Linked DNA regions of Homo sapiens: region 2 is linked to region 1. The links are chromatin loops, found by intact Hi-C in ENCODE. Cell type or tissue: endothelial cell of umbilical vein. All regions are shown on one strand. Region 1 overlaps HOGA1 (4-hydroxy-2-oxoglutarate aldolase 1). Region 2 overlaps UBTD1 (ubiquitin domain containing 1).

Region 1 (4,000 bases):
ATGAGGGCCGCACTGCTCATGCGGCCACGATAGTAGCAAGGGGTCACCACCATGGCCGCGTCAGCCCCGACCTGGGCCATGCTGACGGTCATCTCCACTGTGGCTTGAGTGGCTGCCAGAGGAAGGAGAGAGGTGAGAGCAGGCAGAAGGAGGCCTGGACCAGGACACTGGGCCAAGCGAAGGTGCCTCAGCATGTCCCAGAAGAGGCAGAACAAGGAGACAGGACCCAAGCTAGGGCCTAGGAGCCTGGATCCTGCACATCCACCCACCCCCAGGGCCCAGGGCATTCTGGCTCACACTCGCATCCGGAGCCAGCTAGCAGGAGCCTGTTCTTGGGCATGGCCTGGCGCACACGGCTCACCACCTCGAGGCGCTCACTGCTGGTCAGGAAAGGAAACTCGCCATTGGAGCCCTGGACCACGAAGCCTGCAAGAGACACAGCTGACTAACTCCTTCCCATCCTCTACCGAACAACTAGGACATTGGTGTTCCTACCTTACGACACCATAATCTTTCACACATTTCCTTCCCATCTTTGCAGACAGAAGGTTCCCACACAGCTGCAATGACTGTTCACATCATTTTTCTTTTTTAGACACAGGGTCTCACTCTGTTGCCCAGGCTGGGATGCAGTGGCTCAACCATAGCTTGCTGCAGTTTCGACCTTCTGGGCTCAAGTGATCCTTATGTAATAAGGTTATTACAATTTTAAGCCTTGTAGAAATGGAATTAAGCTTAAATAGCCTTCTGCAGTTTGCTGTTTGTTTAATACTATTTTTTGAGCTTTGTTCATAAAAGCACACGTAGCCCTGATTCATTCATTTTAATTGCTGTATAGTATTCTGTTGTAAGGTTAGAACACAATTTATTTGTCATTCTCTTGTTGAGAGCATTTAGAATGTTTCCTTCTTTTGGCTGGGCCTGGTGGCTCACACCTATAATTTCAGCACTTTAGGAGGCCAAGGTGGGTGGATCGCTTGAGCCCAGGAGTTCAAAACCAGGCAGGGCAGCATGGCTGCCTGTCTCTACCAAAAAATGGCCTACCTGTCTCTACCAAAAAAGAAAAAAGAAGAAAAGAATGTTTTCTTCTATTTGCTATTGCAAACAATGCTGAAACAAACATTTTCTGTAAAGTCTTCTGTGCATATGTCTAAGAGTTCCTCTAGAGTTCAGATACTTTGGTGTGTTAATTGCTGAGTCATAGCTATGTGCACCTTCATCTGTGACACATTTTTTATGTATTTACTTTTTCTTTGAGGGTCTCACTCTGTCACCCAGGCTGGAGTGCAGTGTCACAATCACGGCTCACGGCAGCCTTAGCCCCCCAGGTTCAAGTGATCCTCCTGTCTTAGCCAGCTAGGATTACAGGCATGAGCTACCATGCCCAACTAATTTGTGTAGTTTTTTTTGTAGAGATGGAGTTTCACTATTTTGCCCAGGCTGGCTCGAATTCCTGGGCCCAGGTGATCCTCCCACCTTAGCCTCCAGAAGTGCTGGGATTACAGTCATGAGCCCCCATGCCTGACTGTGCGCCACATTTCTAATCAATCAGTGTAGACCTCAGGAGCAGCATAGAATGTCATACATGCCAAATCATGGTATTGTCAGAACAAATTTTTGCCAACTTTCTGGGTGAAAAGTGAATCTCATTGCTTTATTTTGCGTTTTCCTGTTTTTATCAATCACTTACTTGGGATATGTCTAACCAGTATACCTGTACCAGTTACAGGTGAGCCACAGTGCCCAGCCCGCTTAACTTTCTCTTTCTTCTTCTTTCTCCTCTCTATCCCACTCCATTAAAGAAAAAAAAAATGGCAGTAGTTTACAAACACAGAGTACAATACAACAGGATTCTTAATTAATAGAAGGATATTTGGGCCTGTAATCCCAGCACTTCAGGAGGCTAAGATGGGGGGATCACTTGAGGCCAGAAGTTCGAGACCACCTTGGGTAACAAAGTGAGACCCTGACTTTACAAAAAAATAAAAAATAAATAAACCAGGTGCATTTGAAGCTGCAGTGAACTATGATTGTGCCACTGCACTCCAGCCTGGGTGACAGAGCAAGACCCTGTCTCAAAAAAAAAAAAAAAATTGGAGGCTATTTGGGAGAAGGAAATGAAAATAAGGCCACAAGCAGTATTGGTATACAAAGTTCCTGCCATATAGTTGTGAGAAATGAGCCAGAAATTCGATGTGGAGTTTCCTGATAGCCAGAGCTAAAAGGGAAACATGGTCAGCTAACAGACATGTAGAACCCAAAAGATAAAAGCAAAGCAACTGCCCCGGAGAAACACAGAGTTTCCTGGCACTGGGACCAAGAGAAATTGTTCCTGTGAGTCATCCTTCAGGGGACACTGTGTGATGTAGACTCCACTTCATTCCACCAACTTTTTCCATGCTGTTCACTACACCGTCAGATTCCAGAGTGAGTTGCCAGGATATCAGGATATCTCTCATTGGATATTTAGCTGCTTTTTTTTTTTTTTTTTTGGTAGTTATTTTGCATTGGTAACATTGCAGGGAACGTCTGGAGGCACACAGCTTCTCGCTCCTGTGGGATTGCTTCTGGGGGATTGATTCCTGTGTGTCAGGCTAGCAGCCCAAGGAAGGGCCTCCCTGTGTCTTGCTACATGGGGCTGCAGTGCTCTCCGTAAAAGCTGCCAGCCCTGGGTGAGGACTCCAATCTAGCTACGATTGGACCAGCACCCTCTGACTAAAGAGTCAAAGATCAAACTCTTGCCACTCTCTCTGTTCCAATACCAAAGTCATCTTCCTCCCCAACCCTGCCTGCCGTCCTGGGCTGGGGCAGGTTCTTGCTGCGGCCACTGATTCAGCCACCATCACCCTCTTCCTTCACCTCTCATCCTGCTGGTCAGTTCCAGGGGCCCTACAGGTGGAGCTGGTCTAAACAGCAGGACAGCTGAGGCTTGCACTCTGGGAGTCAGAAGCAGACACTGTGCTCAAAGCTTCTATGACACAGCCCTCTCTTCTGTCTCATTGAAGGGGGCAACTGACTCATGCCTGACTCCCAAGAAGGAAGAAGTGCCTGGCTGGAGAAGAGGGAGTGTGGCGTAGTCAGGGCAGCACTAGACTCAAGAGTCACCTCTGGATATTGAACAAGTCACATCACATCTTTGAGTCTGTTTCCTTTTCTATGGGATGACAGTGAAATCATTTCAATCCTAGCTTATAGGACTGTTTTAAAGGATAAGAAAATGTCCCAGAAATCTGTGAGTGGGTACCCCAAAGAGCCCCTCCTTCACCCTGGTTAGATGTCCAGGTGTGAGCCTGATGTGTCCCTGTTAGTGTAGAGAGGGGGCCAGAGGAGAGGAAAAGGCCAGGATCTCCAATGAAGCAGGGACTGGGGAAAAAGCAGAAAAGCAGAGGGCTCACAGAAGAGGGGTCAGATGCACAGGCCCTGAAGTCAGAGAAGCCCAGGCTAACTCAATTAAAAAATAGTGATGATATTAGTGCCTTTCTCAGAGTTTTGTTTTGTTTTGTTTTGAGACAGAGTCTCACTCTGTTGCCCAGGCTGGAGTGCAGTGGTGCGACCTCGGCTCACTGCAGCCTCTGTCTCCCAGGCTCAAGCAATTATCCTGCCTCAGCCTCCTGAGTAGCTGGGATTACAGGCACCTGACACCATGCCGGCTAATTTTTGTATTTTTAGTAGAGACAGGGTTTCACCATGTTGGCCAGGCTGGTCTCGAACTCCTGGCCTCAGGTGATCCGCCTGCCTTGGCCTCCCAAAGTGCTGGGGATTATGGGCATGAGCCATCACACCCAGCCTCTCAGAGTTGTTTTGAAGTTTAAATGAGATACTATTTATAAAGTACTTCGAATAGAACCTGGTGCTCAATAAGTGTTAGCTGTCATTCTTATGGAGTCAGGAGAAAGTGCTCAAACCTTAAATCAGGAGGGTGGCTGGTGTTGAAGGGGAGGCTGCTCTCAATGACCTCTCATTGTACACCTACTGTGATATTAGGAGTGGGTGTACAAGG
Region 2 (4,000 bases), 56 kb after region 1:
CCCCAAGTGTCTCTTCTGACCCTCGGGGTCCGCATTGCACTCTAGCATGACTGTTCCCTGGGTGTTGTGCTGTGCTTGCAACTTCACTGTCACCTCTGGGAGGGCAGGCTCTTGAGAGGCAATCCAGTGTGGTCCACCAAAAACATGGTTCCTGGAGCCTGCTCCCTGGGATTCTGACTTACTTGCTCTGGAGTTTGGGAGCAGCAGAGAGGTTTAAAAGCTCTCTAGGTGATTCCAACATATGGCCAAGGCCGAGAAGTGCTGATCTAGAACCAGGCTGCCCAGCTGGCTGGCTGCTTTGGCTGGGTTTAATGAGGCCTCTGCGAGGGTTCTATGCCTGTGCTATGCCTGCATGAGGCTGACCATATGGACAGCCCTTATAGCCAGGGTGGTCAAAAGGCAAGAAGCAGGTGGCTCAGGGGACCCTCTGCTTAGGGAAACCCAGCTGCCCTGCCCAGAGGATAATCCCACTTTATAGACAGGAGAGGGCAAGCCGACCGGCCAAGAGCACAGGCTTCGGAGTCAGACAGCCTGGGACTGCAGCCCTGCTCTCCTTCCCAACAGGGAAGGCCCCTTCACCCTCCGCCTCCTGACTAAACTCAGCCTGGGGCCCAGTCTTTCCTGCCCAGTGTGGCCCATGGGACACTCTCTTTAGTGGGAACATGAAGGCCTCTTTTTCCAGGGCTGAGCCAGGGCCCTCCAGATAGAAAATGAGCAGCTCCAAGACAAGGGGATGAGTGGGAGAGCAGAGGGAGGGAGGTCCTGTTTCCTAAGAAACCCCCCACTCCCTCCCCAGCTGCTCTGGGCACAAAGAAGGGAAAAACCTGACTCATCAGTGCTGGTGTGACTCACAGGCCAACAAAACTGGCTTGCCAGACTGGTTGGGAGGGGAACCTGCTGCTGCCACCATAACTCGGGGCTGTGGGCAGGTAAAGCCCATCCCTCCATCCCTCTGGCTGTAGAGGACGCATCCTGCCCACCGCCAGATGCAGGGCCTGGGTGGTGGGCCTGGCTGGGGCACCACTCTCAGCCTGACCCCCGCCCTGGAACAGCCACAGCTGCTTCAGGAACTTATTAGCGAGGGGCGGAGCTGGGAGGGAAGACAACTCAGAGGCTTTGGAACACAGAGAGGTGGCTTTAAGAATCAGAGAGGAGGCCGGGCGTGGTGGATCATGCCTGTAATCCCAGCATTTTGGGAGGCCGAGGCAGGTGGATCACCTGAGGTCAGGAGTTCGAGACCAGCCTGGTAAACATGGTGAAACTCCATCTCTACTAAAAATACAAAAAATCAACTGGGTGTGGTGGCAGGCGCCTGTAATGCCAGCTACTCGGGAGGCTGAGGCAGGAGAATTTCTTAAACTAGGGAGGCGGAGGTTGCAGTGAGCCGAGATCGCACTACTGCACTCCAGCCTGGATGACAAGAGTGAAATTGCATCTCAAAAAAAAAAAAAAAAAAAAAAATCAGAGAGGACCTAGGTCTAACTCCCAACTCCACCCCCTCACAGGTGTGACCTGGAACAGCTGAACCTCTGGAACAGTTTCCACATCCATAAAATGGGAGCAATAATATCCTAATATCCACCTAGAGGGACTGCAGTGAGGACTGCAGTGCTGTGTGGAGCACACAGTAGGAGCTTGAAAATGGTAGCAATTACTTACTAGTTGTAGAAATACCAGTTTTATGATTATAAGGAGTTTTTTGTCTTTTTTTTGAGACAGGGTCTTGCTCTGTCATCCAGGCTGGAGTGCAGTGGTGTGATCATAGCCCACTGCAGCCTTGACCTCCTGCGCTCAAGCAATCCTCCCGTCTCAACCTCCCAAAGTAGCTGGGACTACAGGCACATACCACCACGCCTGGACAATTTTTAGATTTTTTGTAGAGATGAGATCTGCCTGTGTTGCCCAAGCTGGTCTCAAATTCTTGGGCTCAAGCAATCCTCCTGCCTCAGCCTCCCGAATTGCTAGGATTACAGGCATGAGCCACCGTGCCTGGTAAGATATTTTTTTACATGCTTCATTTCACTTAATCCTTGTAACGACCCTGTGTGACAAATATGACTACTCTTCTTTTACGGATGAGGACACTGAGGCAATGACAGGAATCCAGTGAGTGGTTTCAGGTCCTCTCACTCCCAGCCTGCTGCCTGTTCCAGACCCCGTCATGCCTACCAACTCCCCAGGGCAGCAAGACCAACCCCTAGTGGACACACACGCAGCTGACAAGCAGAGAAGCAGCGCTGCCTCCAGCCCAGGACACAAGGCCCAGCTGACACCATTGGCCAGTCCTACCCTGCCGCCCACACAGCCTGGCTGGGGTCTAACCCACATGGTGTCTCCAGAAATTGACTCGGCAATGCCCACGTCTGCCTCCATGCCAGGCTGTGAGCTCATCAAGGCAGCAGGTGGTCTCCTTCATGCTGACGTCTAGATACCCAGCTCCTAGCCTGGACCCAGATAAGCAGTACCAGTAGGTTGCCAAAAGGCTCAGATTCCAAACCTGAGAGAGAACCCTGGCTCTGCACTTATGTGCATGACTTAGGCATGTTATTCAACCTCTGAGAACCTCAGTTTCCGTATCTAGAAAATGGGGCTAATAACTATACCTTACAGGAGTAGCACAAGCACTACGGTAATAAGAATGACATGAACAAGAACTGCTAACATTTATTAAGTGCTTATCATATGCCAGGCAGTCTTCTAAACACTTCATATGTATTACATCATCTAATCCAAAGGCCACACAGCTGGGTGGTGGGCTGGCTCTGGAACTCCCATCCTGACCCCCACAAGATACTGCGTCTCCTGAGTGTCAGGGGACTGGTAGGTCACAAGCGCTCAGAACGTAGGTGGGAGTCTAGCCGATGCTCAGGAAGCAGTTCTAAGATGAATCAATGAATGAACCTCTTTCCATCTAATTCCATTTCCAGCACTTATTAACAAGTCCTATTCTGTGTACAGTCTAGCTGAGTTATTTGAAGTTCCTGTGAAATATAAAGCAAAAACCCACAAAAAAATGTGAAAAAACAAGACCTCAGTGAACAGAGCCTCCTTGCTCCCTCTATAGGAGGGTAACAGGATCCAGATTTCTGGAGGAGAGGCGATGACCCCAACCCTGGTGGTGCCATGCCCCTCCCCCTTCCTCAGAGAAGGTTCCAGATGGGAGGTGGCAGCCCCTCAGGAGAGGGGGCGGAAATGGTCAGAGGCTTTGGCTGCACCCAGCCCTCTGGGGGTGGTTGTTTGGAAGGGCCTCGGGCTGCACAGGCATCCCAGCTATTTGATTTGGCAATGCTTAAGGAGGTGGATCTGGAAGGAAGGGAGCTAACGGTGACAGAGCTGCCTCTAGGAGTTGGCCCTGGTGTCTGCACAGGGAGCAGGGAGAGACAGGGCCTCTTGTCCTCCCACACATCATATCCCCAGCCTCCCACCAGGCCACAAGAGCAGGACCCCCAACTAAACACAGCCCCACTTCCCTCCATGCAGGCCGTCCCCTCCCCCAAGAAAGGCTTGAGGGAGTAGGCAGGTGAGGCCTGTTTTGGGTGTTAACAACCAGTCTTGAACTTTTTTAAAAAACAGCAAAACTTCTTTTTTTTTTTTTGAAATGGGGCCTCTCTCTGTCACCCAGGCTGGAGTGCACGGGCACAATCACAGCTCACTGCAGCCTCCACCTCCTGGGCTCAAGAGATCCTCCTACCTTAGCCTCCCGAGTAGCTGGGACCACAAGTGTGCATCACCACACCCAGCTAATTTTTAAATTTTTGTAGAGACAGGGTCTCTCCCTTTGTTGCCCACACTGGTCTTGAACTCCTGAGCTCAACTGATCCTCCCGCCTTAGCCTCCTAAAGGGCTGGGATTCCAGGTGTGAGCCACTGCTCCCAGCCCAAAACTTTTTTTCGAAGTTAGTGAAAGGCTTTGAAAGAAGCCTATCTGAGGCCGGTAAAGTGGAGCTGTTCAGGGTTGGGGTTGTTGTTCCCCTGCCCATCCCTCCTGACACCTCCAGAAA

Evidence for each region. A loop is a pair of places that touch in the nucleus more often than their neighbours do. Peaks named below come from ENCODE experiments on the same cell type or tissue, not always from the same donor. Only the 100,000 strongest peaks of a DNase experiment are listed, where the experiment ranks them.
Region 2: it touches region 1 in a loop (2.7-fold over the local background); 1 of 110 quality-filtered maps calls a loop at or near these places.

The regions. Positions count from the first base shown.
Region 1 is chr10:97,595,201-97,599,200 of GRCh38, reverse strand. It overlaps HOGA1 (4-hydroxy-2-oxoglutarate aldolase 1), which reads right to left. Exons shown (of 7, transcript NM_138413.4): 2 at 298-426; 3 at 1-112. Among named protein-coding and RNA genes, the nearest start is that of C10orf62, 7.5 kb to the right of the region's middle. RefSeq lists an enhancer at 2,635-2,929. In endothelial cell of umbilical vein, no CTCF peak of the experiment used is centred here; DNase peaks (open chromatin) are centred at 2,310 and 2,980; H3K27ac peaks cover 2,996 bases.
Region 2 is chr10:97,539,190-97,543,189 of GRCh38, reverse strand. All of the region lies in intron 1 of UBTD1 (ubiquitin domain containing 1), which reads right to left. It overlaps LOC124902488 (a long non-coding RNA gene), which reads left to right. Exons shown (of 3, transcript XR_007062259.1): 3 at 1-1,438. Among named protein-coding and RNA genes, the nearest start is that of ANKRD2, 32 kb to the left of the region's middle. RefSeq lists enhancers at 328-939, 940-1,552. In endothelial cell of umbilical vein, a CTCF peak has its summit at 2,189 (motif pointing left); a DNase peak (open chromatin) is centred at 809; H3K27ac peaks cover 2,489 bases.